2 separate regions of the Homo sapiens genome follow, and region 2 is linked to region 1. A link is a contact called in ENCODE Hi-C or POLR2A ChIA-PET data. All regions are on one chromosome and are shown on one strand. The core of a region is the stretch at or near the end of the contact, and the rest is flanking DNA. Distances in the headings are between cores, read along the strand shown.

Region 1 (5,192 bases), core at 1,993-4,492:
TGGAATTCTTTAGACAGGAATTCCTCTCCTGGACCCAAATTTTGAACACTTTTATTGTGTGTGTTGAACTGGGTTCTGGTCTTTAGAGAAAGAGAAACAGATTAATAACTTTCTTCCTCTCGGCTCTATCCTTAATCTCAAAAGTCTGTGACTTTTACTAAAATAACATTCTCCTCGCCATAATGGCGTCTTTTGACCTTATTCCCCCAAACCAAAATTTTCTCCCTCCCTCCCTTCCTTCTTTCTCTTTCTCTCTTTCTCTCTTTCCTTCTTTCGAGACAGAGTCCCACTCTGTCACTCAGACTGGAGTGCAGTGGTGCAATCTTGGTTCACTGCAACCTTCGCCTCCTGGGTTCAAGCAATTCTCCTGCCTCAGCCTCCTGAGTAGCTGCGACTACAGGTGCCCGCCACCACACCTGGCTAATTTTTGTATTTTTGGTAGAGATGGGGTTTCACGATATTGACCAGGCTAGTCTCGAACTGCTGACCTCAAGTGATCCTTCTGCCTCAGTCTCCCAAAGTGCTGGGAATACAGGCTTGGGCCATGGCGCTCGGCCACAAAATGTCCTTTTGCTGCAGGGCACCTGCTGTAATGGCAGCTGGGGAGGCTGCATGATCAGTCTCACCTTGGTTTTTAAATGATCAGCTGGCCCTGAAAATAGTTTCCAAAACTCATTGAGCTATGAAATTTCTGTTAAACACAGCAACCAGGCATCACCAAGATTTATCAATAACACAGTGGCCCATCTAGTAATGCCCAGAGCAGGAACCTAAGAAAATATCAGCATATACTTACAGCCAATACACAGATCTGTCTCCCATGGATATAACTCAGAAATTACAAAAGGGAAATAGTAGACACTATAGTTTTTAAGCCTTTTAATTTTTTTTTTTTTTTTTTTTTTTGAGATGGCATCTTGCTCTGCTGTTGCCCAGGCTGGAATGCAGTGGCTTGATCATAGCTCACTGCATCCTTGAACTCCTGGGCTCAAGGGATCCCTCCGACCTCAGCTTCCTGAGTAGCTGGGACTACAGGTGTGGGCCACTATGCCTGGCTAATTTATTTTTTATTTTTGTAGTGACAGGGTCTCATTTTGCTGCCCAGGCTGGTCTCGAACTCCTGGCTTCAAACAACCTTCCTGCCTTGGCCTCCCAAAGTACTGAGATTATAGGTGTGTGCTACCACACCCAGTTCCTTTTTAATTTTTAAAAGATTTTAGATTTTTTTTTTTGAGGCAATCCTTTCACATTTCTCACAACTCATCGTGAGTTGTTTTAATGTAAAGTTATTTTCCAGCAGATTGAAACAGTGAAGACCTCTGTATTCCAGGAGGGCAAGTGTTCTGCCTCTTCAAGATAGCTGAAGGAAAGGAAACTGTATAGCTCCCTGCAGTTTAAAAGTTAGTTGCGCACTGATTGCTTCATGAATAAAGCTGGAAGATCTAAGTTTGGGAGTGAAGGAAAGAGGATCTGCGGCCGGGCGCGGTGGCTCACGCCTGTAATCCCAGCACTTTGGGAGGCCGAGGCGGGCGGATCACAAGGTCAGAAGATCGAGACCACAGTGAAACCTCGTCTCTACTAAAAATACAAAAAAAAAAAAAAAAAAAAAAAAATTAGCCGGGCGCGGTGGTGGGCGCCTGTAGTCCCAGCTACTCGAGAGGCTGAGGCAGGAGAACGGCGTGAATACGGGAGACGGAGCTTGCAGTGAGCCGAGATCGCGCCACTGCACTGCAGCCTGGGCGACAGAGCGAGACTCCGTCTCAAAAAAAAAAAAAAAAAAGAAGATCTGAAAGAGAAAAATTGGAGAATACAGTCCCAGAGATTCATATTTCTAGACTCAGATCTCATGGACATTTTTGCCTGATGTGAAAAAACATTGTCCTGGCCAGGTGCAGTGGCTCACGCCTGTAATCCCAGCACTTTGGGAAGCTGAGGCGGGCAGATCACCTGAGATCGGGAGTTGGAGACCAGCCTGACCAACACGGAGAAATCCCATCACTACCAAAAATACAAAATTAGCCAGGCATGGTGGCGCATGCTTGTAATCCCAGCTACTCAGGAGGCTGAGGCAGGAGAACTGCTTGAACCCAGGAGGCAGAGGTTGTGGTGAGCCAAGATCACACCACTGCACTCCAGCCTGGGCAACAAGAGCAAAACTCCATCTCAAAAAAAAATACACTGTCCTGCCCAACCACACTCGCTGGTTTACTGCTCCCAAACCTTGAATAAAATTCTACAAGAAGATGGTGTATTGATGATCCATTCTATGCCTATCATTCTGCATCTGACTTCAAGTCTGTTTTATGACAGTTTCCATGTCTCCTTTAAAGAGCCCTTTGCTTTTGCAGGAAAATGAAAGATATTACCAGTCTTACAAAAGCATGTGGCTTCATATATTTTGAGTGCTATGAAATATTAATTTTTCTAAAACTGACATTATTTAGCAATTGGAAATGTGTTAGCTCTAACTTTCTTTTATGGGTACTTTTCTGTGGTTATAATATACAAAATTAAATTTACCACTTTGATCATTTTTAGGTGTATAGCTGTGCGGCATTAAGTACATTTTAGGGGCATTTTAAAATCTCTTCCTACTCTCAGTGCAGAGGTTCCTTCCTGCTTTCTCTATAAGTCATATCCAGCAGATAGTATTTAGGAACCCTTCATTTCTCAACTTTGTTTTGACAAAATTAGGAGTAATTCTATTACCTCTTTTTAAAAATCGGGATTCTAGGCCGGGAACAGTGGTGCACGCCTGTAATCCCAGCAATTTGGGAGGCCAAGGCAGTCAGATCCCTTGAGGCCAGGAATTCCAGATCAGCTTGGGCAACATGGTGAAACTCCACCTTTATTTTTTCAAAAAAGCGATTCTAAAGTGGAGTGGATGAAGGACTATGTCTTTCTTACTGGTTTATTGCTCGTCTGTGACTTTTTATTCACTAAAGATCCCTCTTAGGTAGATCTTAAACTTTCTCTCGCTCAGACTAAGTGATTTCAGTTTCATTATCTATTAATAGATACCTTTGCCCACACTTTAGTCGTGGAGTTCTCACAGTGGTTCTTCTCTGATACCTTGCCCAAGGTTATTTATATCCTGTTAATTTAAAAGTCTAGTAGTAGTGTCTGTAAACGCCGCTTAAAATAAAACTCACCAAGGGTTTGCCAGAATAGGTTTCTGGAGAAGAATCGCTGGTGTGAGCAGGAGCTCTGTCCCAGTGGGGCTGCTGAGTGTCACCCACTCCCCCACTGCGATTTTCTCACTGTCAGTCCCACCGCTTCCTGCCACTTGGTCTGGCTGGTCTTTTTTTTTTTTTTTTTTTTTGAGACAGGGTCTTGCTCTGCCACCCAGTGCCCAGGCTGCAGTACAGTGGCATGATCTCGGCTCACTACCTGGCTCAAGAAATCCTCCCACCTCAACCTCCTGAGCAGTTAAGACTACAGGCACATGCCACCATGCCTGGCTAATTTTTTTTTTTTTTTTTTTTTTTTTGTAGAGATGAGGTCTCACTATATTGCCCAGGCTAATCTAGAACTCTTGGGCTCAAGAAATCCTCCCGCCTCGGCCTCCCAAAGTGCTGGGATTCCAGGCATTAGCCACCGTGCCCAGGCTGGTCTCACCTTAAAAGCAACCGCCCAGATGAAGAAAAGCATTGCTTTCTTCAGTTCCTTATAGTTGAAACAGTATGACAGTAGGATAAACAATGGAGATGTTAAACTACGTTTTCCAGAGCAGACCTGATTTCAAATACCCTGAGCCATTGTCATACCTCATGTCAGGCAGTTGATTTGCTTATTCAGAAAACGTCCAAACTATCAATGGAGACTAAATGGAGGAGAAGTTACCCAAGCACCCCAAGAATAAGATGCGCCTCGAGACCATCTTAGTGCTCACTCGTGCCCCTCCCAACACGGTTCCTTTAACGTTGGTCCTTGATGAATATTTGTTGACTGAATAAATGAGTGGGGGATGGCCAGGTGCGGTGGCTCACGCCTGTAATTCCAGCACTTTGGGAGGCCGAGGCGGGTGGATCACCTGAGGTCAGAAGTTCAAGACCAGCCTGGCCAACATGATGAAACCCCATCTCTACTAAAAATACAAAAAATTAACTGGGTGCGGTGGTGGGCTCCTGTAGTCCCAGCTACTCAGGAGGCTGAGGCAGGAGAATCGCTTGAACCCAGGAGGTGGAGGTTGCAGTGAGCTGAGATCGTGCCACTGCACTCCAGTTTGGGCAACAAAAGTGAAACTCCATCTCAAAAAAAAAAAAGAGTGGGGGATGGACAGGTTTTAGAGACATAACAGCCCCTGGTAAGCAGAGTGACCCAAAAGGGGAAGCAGGGGCAAGTTCGGCAAGTTAGAGTGAGAGTAATTTTTGACCTAACGCAGGTGGGGAAGAAAATGAAAACCTGAATAGGTTTGAATTTGATCATATCGTGCTGGCTGTGACAACCCTAAATGATTTACAAATGGCTCATTAAAAAAAAAAAAAAAAAAAAAAAGTGTATCATCCGAATCCTCAACAAGAAAAAAAAGGAGCAAGAAAAAAGAATTCTCTTTTGTCCCTCCTACCCACATCTTTGCATGCCTGTCACCCCTCATGGATGCCATCCTCACTGTTCAGCGTCCTGTCCCCCTGATGCCCCATGGCTCTCACTTTACACTGATACAGCCAAACGTATCAGGAAGAACCAAATGTCTTCCTCCAAACTACACTTTGTCCTAAAACTATTCCTTTTAAAAACACACTTCAAATAAAGTTTTCAGTTCCTCAGAGTTGGGAAACTGTTCGATTGCCTTGTTATATGCATACTTAAGCCATACTCATCAGGTACTTAGTGATCAATACGTGTCTCCAATTACTTGATTAAAATACTGTAAGTCTGAATGACTGATAGGCTTCATTCTCCCAGGGAACATCTATGTTTTCTAAATTTCATTAGCCTAAATGAATCTAATTGATAAAATATATTAGGACCCTTCTGTGACAATTGTGGGCAATGTTCTCTGTCTACTGTCAGGCTGGAAATAGAGCTGTCAGTGACTTGGTATCCCAGTTTTATCCTGTTATAGTCTGTGGGAAGCCATTGTACATCAGTAGGGGAAAAGGCATAATACAAACATTTTAGAAAGTTTACTAGAGCAGGCCGGGTGCGGTGGCTCACTCCCATAATCCCAGCACTTTGGGAGGCCAAAG
Region 2 (5,192 bases), core at 1,192-3,691, 1.1 Mb after region 1:
CTGCCTCCAGAAGATGGGCTCATTGTCATTCACATCATCTACGGTGATGCTCACCAGGCAGGTGGCAGAGAGTGGGGGCTCTCCGAGGTCCTGGGCCACCACTTTCAGCTCCACCGCCTCCTGGACCTCTCGGTCTAGAGTCCGGATAGTGCTGATCGCACCGCTTTCGGAATCAATGGCAAAAGATGGTCCACACTCTGCGGTGTGGACCATCTTTGATTGCAGGGAGCCGAGATTGCAGGGAGCCGAGAGTTGGACTACAGTGTAGCGCAGCCAGGCGTGATCACTGCCTGCCTCGTCGGCATCGGAGGCGCTGACCCACATGACTACAGTGCCAGGGGCCGCGGCCTCGGACACTGAGGCCTTGTAATGCTGTTGGCTGAAGAGAGGTGGTTGGTCATTGAGGTCAGCGACCCGGAGTAGCAGCGTCTCCTCCGTGCTCAGCGGCGGGGACCCCGCGTCCGTGGCCACCAGTAGTAACTCATACAGATCGCGGCTCTCTCTGTCCAGGGGCCCCTCCACGCAAAGGAAAAATACCCCTGGGGGGCCGCCGGGTAGCAACGCGAAGTCTCCCTCTCCGCCTTCCAAGGACAGAGAGATGCTCCCGTCTCCAAGACCCACACCAAGCTCCCCTGTGGCCTCATCTTCCTTCTCCCAGTCACCGTCCGCGTCAGACACCGAGACGCGAGCCACGTAGTCGCCCGGTCGGGCGCCTTCAGAGACACGGGCGACGCCTCCCTCTGTGAGAAAGAGCACGTGAATTGCTGGCCGGTTGTCATTCACGTCCAGCACGGCGATGGACACGCGCACCGTGGCAACCTCAGGCTCGGCGCCTCCATCGCGGGCCTCCACCACCAACTGGTGCCAGGCCTGTGCCTCGCGGTCCAGAGGTCTCCACACTCGCACCACGCCGCTCAGCTCCTCCACCGCGAAGTAGGCCGCGTCGCCCAGTGCCCCGCCGCCGCTACCCGCCCCAGGCACTTGCCGGGCGCGGACGCTGTAGCGCACGAAGCCATTGGGCCCCAGGTCGCGGTCGGTGGCGCGCACGCGACAGACCTCGGCGCCCGGCTGGGCGTCCTCGCGCACCGCGGCGCGGTACTCGTCCTGCTCAAAGACCGGCGGGTTGTCGTTCTCATCCAGCACGCGCAGCTCCACGCTCAGGAGGCCGGTGCGCCGGGGTCGGCCGCCGTCCCATGCCTCGATCTGCAGCCGGTGCGCCGCCGCCTCCTCTCGGTCCAAGCGCCGCAGCAGCACCAGATCTAGAGGCTCCAGGGGTGACGAGGAGCCTGGCAAAAGCGGTGACGGTAGTGGCCCCGGAGTCCGGTAGCGCAACTGGAAGAACGGGCCTGCGGGGTCCTTGGGCAGGTCGGACGGTTGCACCAGGGTGTAGCCCTGAGTGCTGAACAGTCCGGCGTCCGGATCGTGGGCAACTGGCAGGCGGAAGGCGGTCCCTGGCGGGCTGAGCTCGGAGACGTCGAGTTGCAGGGAGTCGAGGGGAAAGCGGGGCGAGTGGTCATTCACGTCGTTGACGCGAATCTCCACCTGCACCACAGCGCCCAGCAGCGTGGCGGCGACGAAGCTGTAGTGGTCCCGCCGCTCGCGGTCCAGGCGCCGCGCAGTGCGGATGATGCCGGTGTCCGGGTGCACGTGGAAGTCGTCCAGCAGCGGGGAGTCATCGGAGTCCTCCGACAGAAAGAAGCCGCTCCCCTCCTGCTGCTGCGCGGCCGGCAGCCCGGCGCGGATGTCACCTACCAGCGTGTCCGGGGGAAGCCCCTCATCTACGGAAAGGGTGAGGTTGAACAACTGGGCAGAGGAGCCCGAGGCCGCCCACAGCCACACGTGCACCAAGAGCCAGAGCAGGGAGCGCTGCGTCCTGGCGCCGCTGCTGCCTGACCGCCCATGGGGTGTATCTCTCCTCCCGGGGAGCAGAAGGAGCTTCCCGACCGGAGCCCGCCGCTGCTGACGCCCTTCGCCCATCTTCCGCCCACAAGGGCTCATTTCTCCTCCAGCTCCTTGGGAAGGCTCTCGGGTAACTGCCAGCTTGTGGCAGGATCGCAGAAAAATCCAGGAGCCTCTTCAGTGTCTGAGCCAGAGAAGAAAAGACTTTGTTTGGCAAACAAACCGACGGCCCAGGAATTCCCGAGGTTACATCTGCAACTGGTGAAAGCGTCCTCTGCCTGCAGCTCACGCAGACAGGGAAGTAAGCTCTAGCTGCCTCTGCCGCGGCAGCCACCTCTTCTGCCCCTGGATTTCTTTAAACGAATCTCATCTCTTTTTCTCTCTCCTTTTATTCCCTTTACATCTGTTCCTTGTTCTACTCGGCTGGTTGTTCCCCCCTGGTAAAGTCAGGTGCATTATTTCTTTTGCCAAAAAGGAGGAGATTATATGAAGCGCGCACACACAAGGAGAGGATGGGGATCTGGCCGGAGTAGGGGGTGGAGTAAGGGCGTGGAGGCAGGGAGTCAGGGCGCTGGGGAGGAGGGAGAGAGGGAGGGGGGAAGGGAGGTCTGCGGCCCTGTCCGCTGCTCCGGGGGCGGGGCGGTGGTTCCCCACTGTGTCTCCGGGCGCCAGGGACCGCGCGACTCCTGCTCCGACCCAGCCTCCGCCGCCTGCCTTCCCCTCCCTGCCGTGTGATGCGGCGCACACGAGGGCAAACTCCAACCTGCGAGCCGCGCTCTGCAGCAGGGCGGAAGAGGAGCAAATGCAAAAGCACTGGGAGACGTGCACCGCGGGGCGGGTGGGGGACGCGCAGGCGGGGCGTCTGCCTGGGCTTGGCCAAGTGCCAAGTGATGATGGGTGCGGGGAGGTGAGAGGAGCGGCCTCTCCGCGGCCTCCCCCTCCATCCGCTTGACCGTCCCTCTGCAGGCCTGACTCTTGGCTCGCGCTGAGCCAAGAGGGTAGAGGTTATCATCACTTTGGGGTGCCAAACTTGTGTTCTCCATTTGGCGAGAGGGACTCCCGTCCGCAGCGGAAGGACAGATGGAGTCAAAGGCCGATGCATAGCTGGGGCCAGGATGGCTTTAAAGGGGAGAAGGCGGAACTTGGAAAAGCCTTCCAGAAAACCCGAGAAATCTGTGGCACACATGGTGCAAACCACACTTTATTATGCGTGCTACTACCCAGCGACGTGTGAGCCTCTTGTCACTCCCCTCTGCCACCAGGAATGACGACAATATATCCGCCCTGAGAACCCTTTTTCTACATTCAGCGCCATCATAACACTTCCAGGATGTCTGACGATGCTGACTGATGAGCAGAAAGCCCTGGTGGCTGACACCCCGCAAGCCCTCAGCGCTCCCCCACCACCCCTAGGCAAGGAAGTGTGCAAGCGGGATAACTCTACGGATACCACTTTCAAAACTAGCTTCTGTCTGAGCCGAACGCAAATGCCAATAAATAGCCATAGTCGCAGATTTCCCTTCAATTAACTATAATAATCGGTAGAAACTGATCAATGGCCTCTAATAAAGTACGCCTGAGAAAAGACTCTCTGGACTCTTAAAAATGGCTGACCATATTTAGCAAGTGGTTTCTGCAATTTTGCATTTGGGCCTGAGAGAAGAATTAATTTCCTAGATACCGTTTCTCTCCTTTAGGGAGGACCAAAAGCCCTGCATAGTGGTTTCTTGCAGCAACAACAAAATGCCTTTTTAAATGTGCAACGGAGGTGTATGTAATTGCTAATCCACAGCCACACCGTTATCTCTACCTGTGACCAAATAACAATAAAATAATTGACTTTGTAGCATATATGTTACCGAAAATGGGGACATTATTAAAATAAATTCAGCTTTCTTTCCCCCAATGAACTCTCTTTAACCATTAAAGAGATTTGTTATGAGTCTTTAGAGTCTTTTTATCTTCAGTCTCTGCATTTGCACCCTAACTAGTCCCTCCCCTCCCACTCTTGCCCCTTTATAAGTAATTCTTTTCTGTTTTTGCTATTGTTGTTGTTGTTGCTGTTTTGTTTTCTGAGTCAGGATCTCACTCTGTCACCCAGGCTGGAGTGCGGTGGTGCAATCATGGCGCACTGCAACCTCATGGACTCAAGTGATTCCATCACCTCAGCTTCCAGAGTAGCTGGGACTATGGGTGCCCACCACTATACCTGGCAAATTTTATATTATTTTATTAATTTATTTGTTTATTTTTTTTACTTTTGTAGAGATGAGGTCTCACTATATTGCCCAGGCTCGTCTCGAACTCCTGGGGCCAGTCTTCCTGCCTAGGCCTCCCAAAGTGCTGGGATTACAGGCTTGAGCCACCGCAACCAGCCTATAAGTAATTCTTGAACAAGCATCTGGATTAATGTTTTTAAAGCTGTCTCAAATCATATTACCTCCTGCTTAGAACCTGAAATGATTCCATTATACTTAGATTATAATTCAGACTCCTTCAATCAAGCTCCTTTTAGTAGTACAGGATCCTATCCATCTTTCTGACCTTGCCTCATACCACCACTCTGGACTCAGCCATCTGCCTTCTTTTTGATCTTGTACCTTTGAATTGTTAGAACTTTCCATGCCTGGGAGTTCTTTTTTCTGCTTTGGAAAGAGCTAGCTCTTTCTCATTCAGGTCTCAACTCCAATGCCCTCTGTTAAGAAAGATCTTCCCTAATTACCCTATTTCAGATAGCCTTTCTACTATAAATGCTATATCCTTTCAGTATATTTCATTCACAACACCTATCAGCATCTGAAATCAACTTGCTTTTTTCATTTGTTTATTAGATTATTACAACCTCAAAACCTTCATTCTGCTTTATCTCAGCACCTAGAACAGTACCTAGCATGTAGTGTGTCTCTATTTACTAAGTATGTGTTGGACAGACGGTTGGTTGAACCTATGGGTAAGTGAATGCATTTGTCTGTTAAAGTAGAAGTTGGAAGCCATAACCAAGAATGAATTGGCCATGAGAATCTTCACTGTAATGAATTATGTCTTTGCAATCTTACTCATCTTAATTATTTCATAGGACTTCTTGAACTTATTTTTCAGCTTCGTCAACTTACTTTGTAAACCATTGTATTAGTCTGTTCTTGCATTGCTGTAAAGAACCTGAGACTGGGTAATTTATAAAGAAAAAATGTTTAATTGGCTCATGGTTCTGCAGGCTGTACAGGAAGCATGGTGGGATCAGTTTCTGGGGAGGCCTCAGGAAACTTACAATCATAGCAGAAAGTGAAGGGGAA

What was found. A loop is a pair of places that touch in the nucleus more often than their neighbours do. ChIA-PET counts read pairs that join two places held with the same protein, here RNA polymerase II (POLR2A). Pooled maps may share reads with other maps.
Region 2: a pooled map shows a loop between it and region 1 (7-fold over the local background). The contact joins the promoter of DCHS2 here to the enhancer-like site in region 1. A Hi-C loop is called at or near these places in 1 of 37 single-sample maps with no recorded cell type and 2 of 50 pooled maps. POLR2A ChIA-PET finds 5 or more read pairs at or near these places in 1 of 52 experiments (GM10248).

The regions. Positions count from the first base shown.
Region 1 is chr4:153,436,334-153,441,525 of GRCh38, forward strand. No RefSeq gene overlaps it. Among named protein-coding and RNA genes, the nearest start is that of TMEM131L, 27 kb to the right of the region's middle. Within about 2 kb of position 3,243, at least 7 of the 41 ENCODE cell types and tissues checked have a DNase peak (open chromatin) inside an H3K27ac peak, as active enhancers do.
Region 2 is chr4:154,489,358-154,494,549 of GRCh38, forward strand. DCHS2 (dachsous cadherin-related 2) reads right to left here and starts at 2,442. Exons shown (of 20, transcript NM_001358235.2): 1 at 1-2,442. The coding sequence starts at 1,998. RefSeq lists enhancers at 270-1,226, 1,227-2,182, 1,651-1,790, 1,841-2,020, 2,823-2,872.